Linked DNA regions of Mus musculus: region 2 is linked to region 1. A link is a contact called in ENCODE Hi-C or POLR2A ChIA-PET data. All regions are on one chromosome and are shown on one strand. The core of a region is the stretch at or near the end of the contact, and the rest is flanking DNA. Distances in the headings are between cores, read along the strand shown.

Region 1 (6,718 bases), core at 1,689-4,188:
GAGCTGGGAGGTGCTGCCGTGCCTGGAGAATTCACAGTCTGAGATCGCTGCAGGCAGCGGGCACAAGGATGGAGAACCAAATTATGCTCAGATTACCAATTCTCTCTGTCTCTCTCTGTCTCTCTGTCTCTGTCTCTCTCCTCTGTGTATGTTTGTGTGTGCCTGTCTCTGTGTGTTTCTGTGTGTCTTTCTCTGTTTGTCTCTCTCTCTGTGTGTACATGTCTCTGTCTCTGTGACTCTGTATCTCCCTGTCCCCACACCCCTGTCTTTCAACAGGGTCTCATGAAGCCCAGGATAACCTGGCACTCTTGATCCTCCTGTCTCTACCTCCCAAACGCTGTGATTACAGACATGTACCACTTCCTGGTTTATGTGATACCTGGGCTTCATGCCTGCTAGCCAGGCACTCTGCCAGCTGAGCACTCCCCAGTCCAGAGAGAAATTTTTTTGTGTACTCTCATTTTATATTTTGTATACTCTCACATTCCTCATTTTATAGAGGGGGGGACACAGAAGGTGTCAAGAAAGGCCTGAGATCCACCTCACCTGCTAACTGGCAAATTAGGGCAAAGTGCAACAGTGCACACCTTTAATCCAAGCTCTCTGAAGCTGAGGCAGAGGGATATCTATGAGTTTGAGGCCAACCTGGTCTCTTGAGGAACTTGAGACAGAGTTCCAAGCCTCCAAGGGCTACATAGAAAGACCTTGTCTCAAAAACAAACAAAAACAAACCAGCAAGTCAGCAGGTTTCACAGATGCTGGAGAAAAGTCAAGAATCTCCCCTCTGGGGACGGGGGTGGGGATAGAAGTGGTGGTGGGGGACAAGGGGGATGGGAGTGGGGAGGCAGAGAGAGACTTTATTCACATCAAAACAGGCAGCATTTACTGCATGTAGACAATAGCCCCCAGTGCCTTCATGGAATTATATAGGAACTTAGACACACACTGTAGGTCTGCAGTACAGCCAATACACCGTGAGCTGAGACAGCCTCGGTCTTCTTTTGATGGTCTATCAGCTGACCCACCCCACTGTGGTCCCAGAGATGTGAACTGTACTCTGATCAGCAAGCAAACCTGTTCTCTCCTCAGAGGACAATACAATGTTTTCCAAAGTTGTTACCATGTAGATATCCCTGTAAAGATAGTTGCCAACAGGAGATGGGGTGCCGGCCGCAGGTGTTTAAGCAGGGTGTGTGTGACTTATTAATACCATTGGCTTAATAGTCATGCCAAGCAATTAATAGACTAGTTTAAACAAGATCCACCTCCAGCCCCTGCACTTGTCCACTCAGCTGCCTCGGAACTCCCAGGGTGGCTGACGACACTCAAATTACCTTTGACTGTTCTGCTACTGGGAGTGACTTCCTCTTGGCCTCTCCTGGCATTCCTGGCCCTTGAAGAACATTTTCCATCGGGATTTTTGTCTGCGTGTCTGTCTTCATGGACATACTAGAATCAGCTGGGGTGCTGATATCGTCTCTACCCCTAAGGCTGTAGGGGGCCCAATGCCTGTCATTGCCTCCAAAGATCTGAGGCTAGATCTCCAGTTGTGGATGCTTCCTCTGAGCCGTGCTGCCTGGGCTGGGGTCTCAGGTTATTAATTGTCATCAACGCAGCTCTGGGTGCTCATGATGAGCAGAGCCCGCATTGTGCCTCTCACTAGCATATCTGGACAACAATCCCTGACTCTAGGGTGTGGGTGAGCAGAGGTGACATAACCCCCAGCCTGGAAAATGAAGGGAGTCAGAACGGATGCTCATGGACCTCCAATGGGGTGCCAGTGACCAGGCAAGGTCCCCCAGGATTCTGGAGGTTGCTGCCTCCTCAGAAAGGTCCTGGTCCCCAGTCATGTCCACGTTGGTAGCTGTGGGGAGTCAGAGACTTTTGAGATGGTCAAGACTTGGCTCAGGACTTAGTGAGCCATTACCAGGCTGCAGCGTGAACCTTCATGGCCTCCAGGGGTTCTTCCAGCTCAGGAATCCATCCCAGGCAGAGACAGCCTGCAGAACAGCAGGGCTGAAGCCGGACTGGAAAGGGTGGGAAGATTTTTAACGTTTTTCATTGCAAAGTTAATTTTCAACAGAATATATATAGAGGCATTTTAGGCACGATAAAGTAAAACCTACACACATAGCCCACTCCTGCCTGGTCTTGGCGCCCACCAGCTTGCATCCCACCTGCCATTCTGACAGAGGCTGCAGCGAGCTAGGGGATTATCCTCTGGCAACTTTGATGCTTGCAGACCTAAGGGCTCAGATGGGGTGCTTGGAGCAGAGCGAACCTGCTCTTCTGGAAAGAGGAGGTAGCAGGTGACACTCAGGTGACCACAGCAGAAACAGATTAGGCCTCCTCACCCTCGACTGCTGTCTCTTTGATCGCTAGCTTTCACCTTAGTAGTCCTGTCCAGGCAGATGTGGCTCACCTCAATGCTGCTTCAAATGCATTCTAGCTGTGACCTTGGGCTGCCACTTGGCCTCAGTTTCAGAGGGTCTCAGTTTCCTCTTTGTTATCAGGAGCATGTTCAGGCTGAGGCTTAACTACAACGGAGCCGGCATCACGCTGAGCCCAGGGCCCTCAGTTTCCTCATTTGTATCTTGAACGTGTTCAGACTGGTGTTAACTGCAACCGAGGCTGCAGCGTGCTGAGGCCAGAGCCCCGCAGGGACACAGCTATGGGCATTCCGGGGGGCGGGAGGACCCGGAGAGGACCAGAGGCCAGGACGCAGGGTCGCCTTAGAACCCAGCCGCCACGTAGCCATCCAGTCACCTCCTTCTGAGTGAGATGAAGCCCTGGGCGTGGCGCACGCAGTCGGGCTCCCGGCACGGAACGGGTGCGGGGCTGGGCTTCGGCCGGCCCCGGGGGAGCGAGTGGGGCGGGGCCGCCGCGCCCGCCTTCTCCTCCTCCTCCCGCCGCGCGGGCTCAGAGCGGCGGCAGTAGCGGCCGCGGCGACAGCTCCGGCTCCCACTCCGGCTCCCGTTCCGGCTCCCGCGCTCCCGGGCCCTGCGCCCCGACCCCCGCCGCCGCGCCTGCCGGGGGCCTCGCGCGCCCCCTCCGCGCCTCACGCTGAAGTTCCTGGCCGTGCTGCTGGCCGCGGGCATGCTGGCGTTCCTCGGTGCCGTCATCTGCATCATCGCCAGCGTGCCCCTGGCGGCCAGCCCCGCTCGCGCGCTGCCCGGCGGCACCGACAACGCCTCGGCCGCCTCGGCCGCCGGTGGCTCGGGTCCGCAGCGCAGCCTGAGCGCCCTGCACAGCGCAGGCGGCTCGGCCGGGCCCTCGGTGTTGCCCGGGGAGCCCGCGGCCAGCGTCTTCCCGCCGCCGCCCGTGCCGCTGCTCAGTCGCTTCCTCTGTACGCCGCTGGCCGCCGCCTGCCCGTCGGGGGCCGAGCAGGGGGACGCGGCAGGCGAGCGCGCAGAGCTGTTGCTGCTGCAGAGCACCGCGGAGCAGCTGCGCCAGACGGCGCTGCAGCAGGAGGCGCGCATCCGCGCAGACCGGGACACCATCCGCGAGCTCACCGGCAAGCTGGGCCGCTGTGAGAGCGGCCTGCCGCGCGGCCTCCAGGACGCCGGGCCCCGCCGCGACACCATGGCCGACGGCGCCTGGGACTCACCTGCGCTGCTGCTGGAGCTGGAGGACGCGGTGCGCGCGCTGCGAGACCGCATCGAGCGCATCGAGGTGAGTGGTGCGCCGTCGGGGGACACGGGGTGGAGGGGCCCTGCTCAGCCTGCGGCGCGGGGGTCCCGGGTCCCTGGAGCTGCGGTCGGGTCACCTGAAGCATGCCCCTGGCAGGCACCATGGAAGTGTTCTGGTCCGAATCGCCGGTGGGAACCTGGCACGGTGATCGGGGCACGAGAATGGGAGAACGGCGTCCACTTGTAGTGAAAATTGATTGAGATGCAGGTGTGGGGATGTTTGGCACATGGTCTCCTTAGATGCTCTCCTCGGGAACCTAGAGCAGCTCCCACCCCGTACTCACTACCTTTAGGAGTACCGTTAGCTGTCTTGGCAAGCCCAAGAGTGCCTCATTAGCACCAACCTGCACGCCTGCATCACCTCTCATCCCCGGGCCACGCCCAGCTTTATGTACCTGAAGCTCTGAACTCTTGGGGTAAATCAGCGGATGACTCCTCAATAGGGGTGTACTTAGCTCCCTCCGCCTCCTTTTCCAGGTCAGATACAAGGAGTCCCCGGGGAGTAGGGACCCTTCTCGGGTTTGTGTGTGATGCTAAGGCATTGACTGATTATGCCTATGGTCCCTTTCCTCTCTGTTACAAATTCCCAGTCTGGGGACAAATAGATAAGATAGATTGAGCAGGACAAACAGACAGGAAAGCCTTGGCCATTCCCAGACATGGACTGATTTCCAGACACGGAATAAATCCTCGAAGGAGGGGCGAGATAGGGCTGATGCTGTGGCCCCAGCCTCCTCCCCCAGGCTGTAGCTGGGCAAGGCAAGGGTGAAGTGAAAGCATGGACAAATTAAATGGGCAGAGAGAGCATGTATAGGGCTCCAAGTTCAAGCTGAGGAGATACCTGTGGGAAGGTTGTAGGCTCCATCCCAGCAGACCACCATGAAGTCAGCTGCTTGAACCCCCACCTTCAGAGTTATCAGACCACAGTCTCCTCATACCACCTCCAGGGCTTCCACTCCCTTTATGGAGATAAGAAAATCCATTTCAAACCTCCTGAGCTGAGTGGCAGAGAGAGAGAGAGAGAGAGAGAGAGAGAGAGAGAGAGAAAGAGAGAGAGAAAGAGAGAGAGAGAGAGAGAGAGAGAGAGAGAGAGAGAGAGAGAGAGAGAGGACAAGCCAGGCAAGTACCCTGCTTCTCGGCCCAGGGGTGAAGTTCTTAAAGCCAAAAGCAGTGGAGGGGGGTGGGGAACAGATAAAAGCTGCAGGGGAGGGGAGCCTCAGTCTTCTCACCTGTAAAATGGGCATCATGACACTATACATCTCACCAGACAGACACTCCAGTGGCAAAGGTATAAGCAAACACATAAATAGGAGCAAATTCTCCCTTTAAGATTGTACTAATGTAAGAATCATTTGAGTTTTCCCTCAACTTTCTCTCCATGCCCTAGCCCTGGCACCAGAGATGGCACAGGTGGCTCCTCCCACGGCTGTGACTGGCACGGCTGTGCTGACCCTGCTCCCTGGCACCTGGCTCTTGTCCAGGTAGGCTTCCCTGCAGTGGGCCTGCCGAGGCTGAGGGATCCTGGCAGCAGGGACTTGGCAGTAGGTCAGCTTCTCAGGCTTGGGGGCATCCCCCCCCACCCCCCTGCTTCTCCACATTCCCCTTCTCCTATTTGCCGAGTGAGACAGACATGGTCTGGTCTCTGATCCTGGCAGCAGCCAGAGTCAATGCCCTAGGGTCACACTGCCACTCTCAGTGGGGGGCTCATGCACTTCTTGGCCACTGCCTGGTCTCTCCCCCTCTTTTCTCATTCAGTGTAGGTGAAAACCCCAGGTTTACAGGGTCTGCTGTCACAGCTGTAGTAGTACCCTGAATGCGCTCTTGCTAATGTCCCCAGAGGTGATAAACTGAAGGGGGTTTTTCACTCTTTGCCTTGCTGACACCCCATCAGTCCTCTGACCTCTTTCCTTCCTTCTTGGCTTCTAGATGCATCTCCCCTGCCCCTTGCTTACTCTCCCACAGCATCTCTGCCTGCTTCAAGGTCCTTCTTGGCTCTCTGGTCCCCTGGGTGGGCTGAGTCACACGCAGGGGCTTCCAGTGCCCACTCCACATGACCCACAGATCCTGTTGGCACCTGTGTGCTCACTCTCAGCTACCTGTTGGCTGGTCTCTCTCTTCCACGCACATCTGGGCTATTCCTAGAGCCTACCCTGGGGTCCTCCATGGGGGCACACTCCTCAGCCTGAACCTGGCCAGCTGCTTGAATCTGGTCTGACTCTCCAGCCTCATCTCTCTGTCTCTTCCACCTTTGCTTGGGTCAGTCCAACTGTTCCCACATTAGCACATCAATCCCCCCCAGAGGCCTCTTCCCTGACCATGCTGTGCCCCCCACCTAAGCCACCCACCTCTGCACCCCAGAGTCATGTGCGCTCCAGCCAGATCTGATTCCAATATGTGATCGGGGAAGGTTGCCCTTCTCCTCACACCCCACCTCAGATGGGGGCCATATTTGAGGACTTCAGAAAAAACATTCATCTTTTTTTTTCCTTAACTTACTTATTTTTATTGATCATAAAACAAAAACAAAAACAAAAACATCTGGGGCAGGGCATGGTGGCGCACACCTTTAATCCCAGCACTTGGGAGGCAGAGGCAGGCAGATTTCTGAGTTTGAGGCCAGCCTGGTCTACAGAGTGAGTTCCAGGACAGCCAGGGCTACACAGAGAAACCCTGTCTCGAAAACAAACAAACAAACAAACAAGCAAACAAACAAAAGTCTGCAGGTTTGAGGAGACATTTCTCAATTAATTCCTCTATTCTCTTCCCCTTTGCACTCCCTGATACCACTCCACTAGCAGGCACTGTAACAGGCCAGGGGAGAAGCACCATCCACCAACCCCCTGCCCCCCATCCATCCATCACTAGCCCGTGTGCCTTGGATAGGCACAGGCTGCCTCTGGTTCTTCTCTTATTATGCATACGGTGGTGAAGCTGTCTGTTTCCTCTCCAGTCTGTTGAATGGAGCCTTTAGCTGGAGTCCCGGGAGAGCCATTCTCAGGTCAGGGGATGTTCATTTCCAAGCACCGCTT
Region 2 (6,534 bases), core at 2,465-4,964, 43 kb before region 1:
CCCATAGCCTCATAGATTTGAATACTTGGTCCCCAGCTGGTGGCTGTTTGGGAAGGGTTAGGAGGTGTAGCCTCGTGTGTCATGTGTTCCTGGGAGTGGGCTAGAGGTTTCAAAAGCCTCCTGCCATCTCTAGTGGCTCTCTCTGCTTTTCTGTGTGTGGGTCAGATGTGAGCTACAGTTGTCGCTAACAGTGCAGTGTTTGCCTGCCTGCTGCCCTGCTCCCTGCCATCACAATCATGGGCACCTACCTGCCTGAAATTATAAGCCTCAATCATACTCTTCCTTCTGTAAGGTGCCTCGGTCATGGTGGATTATCACAGCAAGAGAAGAGCTGGGCGTGGTGGCACACACCTTTAGTCCCAGCACTCAGGAGGCAGAGGCAGGCAGATTTCTGAGTTCGAGGCCAGCCTGGTCTACAAAGTGAGTTCCAGGACAGCCAGGACTACACGGGGAAACCCTGTCTCGAAAAACAAAAACAAAAACAAAAACAAAAGAGAAGAGTGACTAAGACACCAACCAAACAGTTCACAGAAATGAGGACCTTTTCATATCTTGCCATGAGTAGTTTAAAGGTCTTCCATGAGGAAGAAAGATTTCTTCTTATTTTTGACTATGCGTGTGTTTCTGTGTTTTGTTTTGGTTTTGAGGAAGTTGGGTGTGTGCACATAAATGCAGTATCTGTAGAGGCCAGAAGAGGGCACTGGATCCCTGGAGTTACAGGTGGTTGTAATCACATGTGGGTGCTGGGAACTAAACATAGGCTCTCTGCAAAGCAGCCAGTGCTCTTCCCCCTGATCCACCTCCCCAGCCCCAGGCACCTGTTATTCTTTTTATATGAGTTCTCAGGGATGACCTTGAACTCCTGATTCTCCTGCCTCTGCCTCCCGATTGCTAGGACTATGGGTGGGTACTACCACACCATGTCTCTCTCTTTTCTCTTTCCTTTCTCCCTTACTTCCTCCCTCTTTCCTTCCCTCCCTCCTTTCTTCTCTCCTCACAGTCTTGTGGCCCATAAGCTGGTTCTCTGGGTAAATGTACTTGCCTTGCAAGGCTATTGGCTAATATTTAATCCTGGGGGCCCTTGTAAAGGTGAAACTGTAAGCCAGCCCCTAATTCCACTGTGCCCAGTGTCCTCCTGCTGTCTGCAGATCAAGATGTAGAACTCTAGACTTTTCAGGCACCATGTCTGCCTGCATGCTGCCATGCTTCCCACCATGATGATGATGATATGGACTGAACCTCTGAAACTGTAAGCCAGCCCCAATTAAATGTTTTCCTCTGTAAGAATTGCCGTGGTCATGATGTTTCTTCATAGCAAATAGTACTTTGAGACACAACCCATCCAGGCAGAGGCCTGCCCTGGACACTTGGGGACATCTGGAGTAGAGGAAAGGCCTCCTTGAGGGAATCTGCAGTTGGAGGCTCTGTCGGAAATCAACACTCAGCCCCAGAAACACTTGATGTCAGTACTTGGTACTAGATGGTGATCCACATTGGTAGTGACTGAAGCCAGGGCCAGTGTCCTACAGTAGGGACTATGTCATAGAAGTTGCTTTTAAATTGATGTTATGACCAGCTGGACACAGTCACTTGCCTTTGTCTGGCTTCCCCACTTACCTGAGTGCAGCTCATGCCTACAGAGACCCTCCTGGGGACATTCAGACATGTCCCCAAGCCTAGCCTGGGTTTTTCTATTCTTCTCTGGGGGCTGTGTGCTCAGGAGGCAAACCTGATAATATTAGATGCTCTCACTCATCCAAAGGGTCCCCTGGAGGCCCCAGAGAATGAGAAAGGAAAAGGTTACTGTGGGGTCGTGAAAGGCAGCCTATTTTGGTTGACTGAAGTTTGCTCCAGCGACCCAGTAGAAAACTCTACAAAGGAAGGAACAGCAAGTCACATTCCCAGAGACAGCTGCCTGACACCACAGAGCCCCCAACTCCATACTTCTGTGACTATAAGTCACACAGACAGTGTCCCAAGCTCCTGGCATTCTGACTAGAGTCTACCCCCACAGTTACCTGACTATAGGCAAGTATGCTCCTCCCTATAGTTACCTGGCAATAGCAAGATAGCCCAGTCTACTATAAAAGGGGCTGCTTGGCTCCTCCTCGCTCTCTTTAAGCTCTCACCTTTCTTACTCTCCTCTCTAGCCCTCCTTTTCTCTCTCTCTCCCTTACCCCACCCTCTCTCTGTGGCCATGGCTGGCCTCTCTCCCTCTTTCTACCTTCTCTCTTTCTTCCTGCCTTTCTACAATAAAGCTCTAAAACCATAGACAGTGTCTGCTCATCAAGGCCCTCCGTGCTTGAACGATGGGATAGGCTTTCCCCTAAAGAGCCTTGTCTAACCTCCCGTCCGCCAGAAAGTCTTCCTGCGCTCCAGCCACTGACTGGACCAAGGACTCTCACCTTCGTGGGAACCACCCAGTGTCCCCTCTCCCCCTGCCCTTTCCTCCCTTTGGCCCCAGGGCCCCCATTTGTTCTCAGCTCTTCTGCGGTGTCCAGCAGTGTCTGGGATGCCCAAGACTGAGAACCTGTTACCTAGGACTTCCCCTTGTCCATCACCTGCTGAGCTGGGATTCCATGGCTTCCCACAGCCAGACACCCACACAGGGCCACGTGGAAAGCATGTGGCAGTCTTACGAGTCCTCCCACCCAGAGCACTGGAACTCTGGCAGAACACAGGTTTTCTCCCACTCCCTTAATTCCCCCATGCCCGCTGCCCTACAGGAGGAGATTGCACTCCAGCTGGGTGTCACGGTCCCATCTGGGAACAGGGCCACTGGGATGCTGGCTAGAGCTGGCAGTGTGCAGCATGGTGACAGTGGCAGCCTCCACAGTCCAGTGCTGGGCCCTGAACCAGGGCCGGGTATGGAATGATCGGCGGATTTATAGATAGAGCACAAGGTGTCCCACCTTCAGCAGCCCCAGCAGCCCCCATACTTGCCCCCCCAGGAAGTGCTGGGCTTTAATCTGAAGTGGAAAGCAAAACAACCCAATCTGAAGTAATAGGATCCCCCAAACCCAGGAAAGTCGCTGTAGAGGAAGGCTTGCCAGCGAAATGGAGAGCGCAGACAGAAGTCCATGCAGCATAGTGGAGAGACTATGGAGTGGGCTGCTTCTCACCTGACCCACACTCCCTGGAAAGGCAGGGGAAGGGAAGGGGCCCCCTGCTGGAACCAGAGGTGTTTCTAGATTTTTTCTCTGTAGCAGCCCTGGTGTTGGCTCTCCCAATGATAGGAGCTCTTCTTTGAGCTGCTGTCTGTCCCCCTCAGGGGGCCTCTGGTATCCTTGAGCCAGAATGCATGGAAGAAAGTCTTCTGTAAACCATGGTGATGGTGTAAAAGTTCCACCAGCATCCCAACTGGCAGGCAGTAAGAAATTCACTCTATACATACATGCACACATGCACATGTGCACACTTACACACACAGGCAGGTACACACACCCATGCACGCACACTCTGCCTCTCCCACACATTTATTTGTGCAGCTTGCTGTTGCAGCTTACTTGTTGTCTCTGCAGGAGCTGTTCCCACTGTCACATTTGCCTGTCTCCCAGAATAGACATCCAGGAGGCCATGTTACAGTAAATGGACTAAGCAGACATTTTTGGCCACTTGGAACCTCACCAGCAGCCAAGCTCTGCGTGGAGCTTGCTGGGTCGGACCCCGCCTTATCCTGGCTTCTCTCCTAGAGCCTCCTCTCTGCAGTCTAAGGAACAAGGTCTCCTCCAGGGCCTGAAAGGCTCCATGACAGGCTCCGCCTCCTCCAACCCCATCTCCCACCCACTGGGCTCTGGTCCTGCTGACTCCCTCTGGTCTGCCTCAGAGCCTTCCCACTCATTATCCCTCTGCCTGGAAATCTGTTGCCCAGGTCTCAGCAGCAGCATCGTCTTCCCCCCTCAGAGTCTCAGCTCAGACATGGCTCCTCAAAGTCCCCTAATCACCCTGGAAGAAGGTTATAGCACACATACCTGTCGCCTACACCATACAACCCCATCCGGTCCTGTTGCGGATAGCCCTAAATATATTTGATGCTAATTCCGTTCTTCTGTGAGGGGATGTGGGGGGGGGGGGGGGGAAGGAATGAGTCAGCACTCAGGTGATTTCCTGCTTCCCACCTTAATTTGTAAAATAAAGGAGATCTGATGATTGGGCAGATAAAAAGGGAAGGTGGAGAGGAAGGTGGGGGGAGAGAAGAAGGAGAAAATGGAAGCTGGAGAGGAGGCAGAGGAGGAGGAAGAGGAAGAAAAGCTGAGCAGAAGCACATGGCCTGGAGAAATCATAAGGTTTTTTATGTTTTGTTTTGTTTTTTAAGACAGGGTTTCTCTGTGTAGCCCTGGCTGTCCTGGAACTCACTCTGTAGACCAGGCTGGCCTCGAACTCAGAAATCCTCCTGTCTCTGCCTCCCGAGTGCTGGAATTAAAGGCGTACGCCACCAATGCCTGGTGAAATCTTAAGTTCTAAGGGGTCTCATAGATGTGAAAGATGGTAGTGTAGCAGTAGATCTGCCCAATCTAGGCGTACAGCTTGTATTCATATTGATTGACTTGTGTTTTCATTGCCGGGGCTTATTTGGGATGTAGATTTACCTCAACATGGTCCCTTTACAATACATGACCTGCCTGACCGGTCTGCCCCTGCCTTGCATGTCCAGTCTCCTTCTACCTCTCTGTAAGAATATAAGCTGAGGGTATCTGTGCTTACCATGTCCCTGGCACTTAGAATCACGTAAGATACATGGTGCAGCCCAGAAAAGACTAGCTGCCTAGAGAATAGTGGCATTGTCTGGGGAACTGGGTTCTGGGATTCCTGTCCCCAGGGAGCTCATGATTTATTAGAGGTGACAAGTGACCAGACAGAATTCCTGGTACTGGGTAAGTAACCAAAGGGGGCAGGGAAAGGCTGAGAGGACCACACACGGCTCCCTGCAGAGGGTGGCTGGGAGATGCTGCACACTGTTGGTCAGGGAGGCCTTCAGGAACTTATCCAAAGGAAGAAGGGAGGCAGCTGCATCGACCTGGCAATAGCAGCTTTTGCGGACTTAGCAGCAGGCCCTGCTTAGTGATATCCTGGGAATGGGTATGAGGTTAGGGACAGCTTTGGCTTGTCCTGGAGACATTCATGAGTCACTGGGAAGGGTCCCCACAGCTCATATTTTGGCTTCTTCACCATGAAGGCTTTTAAACTGAGGAAGGACTCAGAACTCCATTTCCAAAAGGTCCCTCGGTCTAAATTGGTGTTTCCCACGTCTGTCGCCCAGTTATGCCCATATTCAGGCCAATTGCCAAACAATTCCAGTACCGGCTTTCTAAACATAGACAGCCCTTCTTTAGCAGCACATACTATCGTGGCATGATCTTGAGGCAACTTGACTGTTTTAGATTCTCTGTGACTCACATTGGTCACTTGGGTCCCTGTCAGTCTCATTGGTGGAGCTATATCCCAGGGTGGGGCATGTCAGGTGGGAGGGGACAAGGGAATGGAGAAGGTAAGTATTGCTCATCTCCAGGTTAGAGCAGAGGCCAGCGCCCTCCTAAGTATCACTGCTTATTCCCGGGGTTATTTTGGGGAGTTGAATTAGTAGATAGTAGATCTTGTGCACACATCAGAAGCACTTAGAAAAATCCTTGAAGCATCCTGTGGGTTGGCTGTGGTATGTTCCAAAGGTCTTCAGAGTGGATCCAACGCATTGACTTTCAGGGTGAGAACAACCCGTAAGCGTGTGTGCACGTATCAGTTGTTTTTGCAGCCACAATACTTGACAGGAAGAAACAACTTGTTTCAGCTCATGGCTTCAGACGGTTTTCCTCCATCATGATGAGGAAGGCAAAGCTGTATGTGGGTTCAATCGTGGTTGTGGGAGTGTATGATGAAGGCCATTGCTTCCGTGTATGTATGTATGTTTGTATGTATGTATGTATGTATGTATGTACTTGCTTGCTTGCTTGTTTGTTTGTGTGTGTGCATCTGTGTACTGCATGTATGTTTGGTGCCCACAGAGACCAGAAGAACACACTGGATCCCTTGAAACTTGGGCTATAGAGAGTTGTGAGCTGCCATGTGCGGTGCTGAGAACTGAGTTGGAGGGGTGCTCAGAACTGAGTTGCTCTGGATGAGCAGCCAGTGCCTTTAACCACTGAGTCATCTCTCCAGCCCCCAGGCTGTAATATTCAAAGATCTGCCCCAAGCGACTACTTCCAAAAGTGAGGGTCTACATTCTAAAGTTTCCTTGGCCTCCAAAACAGCACCACTAGCTAGAGGACAAAGCATGAACATGTGGAGAACATGTGGGGAACATGTGGGGAACACGTGGGGAACATGTGGGGAACATAGCAGACTGAGGCTATGTCAGTACAGTGTGTGTGAGAGCCTGTATTCGTGCCTTGGTGAATATATCTGTGTGTGCCTGTGTGTGTGTGAGTGAGCGTGTGTGCCTCTGTGTGTGTGTATGCGTGTGTGTGTGTGTGTGTGTGTGCATGTGTGTGTGTGGTGTCTTGATCCTTGAGTGGGCCCAGCACTTAGATACACATGCTT

Evidence for each region. A loop is a pair of places that touch in the nucleus more often than their neighbours do. ChIA-PET counts read pairs that join two places held with the same protein, here RNA polymerase II (POLR2A).
Region 2: POLR2A ChIA-PET joins it to region 1 with 16 read pairs in embryonic stem cell. The contact joins the enhancer-like site here to the promoter of Nptxr in region 1. A Hi-C loop is called at or near these places in 2 of 37 maps with a recorded cell type or tissue (T-helper 2 cell and regulatory T cell). POLR2A ChIA-PET finds 5 or more read pairs at or near these places in 3 of 5 experiments (Patski and embryonic stem cell).

What each region holds. Positions count from the first base shown.
Region 1 is chr15:79,800,929-79,807,646 of GRCm38, reverse strand. Nptxr (neuronal pentraxin receptor) reads left to right here and starts at 2,938. Exons shown (of 5, transcript NM_030689.4): 1 at 2,938-3,672. The coding sequence starts at 3,064. The region is part of intron 5 of Npcd (neuronal pentraxin chromo domain); the gene reads left to right.
Region 2 is chr15:79,844,507-79,851,040 of GRCm38, reverse strand. No RefSeq gene overlaps it. Among named protein-coding and RNA genes, the nearest start is that of Npcd, 13 kb to the right of the region's middle. Within about 2 kb of position 3,714, at least 2 of the 3 ENCODE cell types and tissues checked have a DNase peak (open chromatin) inside an H3K27ac peak, as active enhancers do.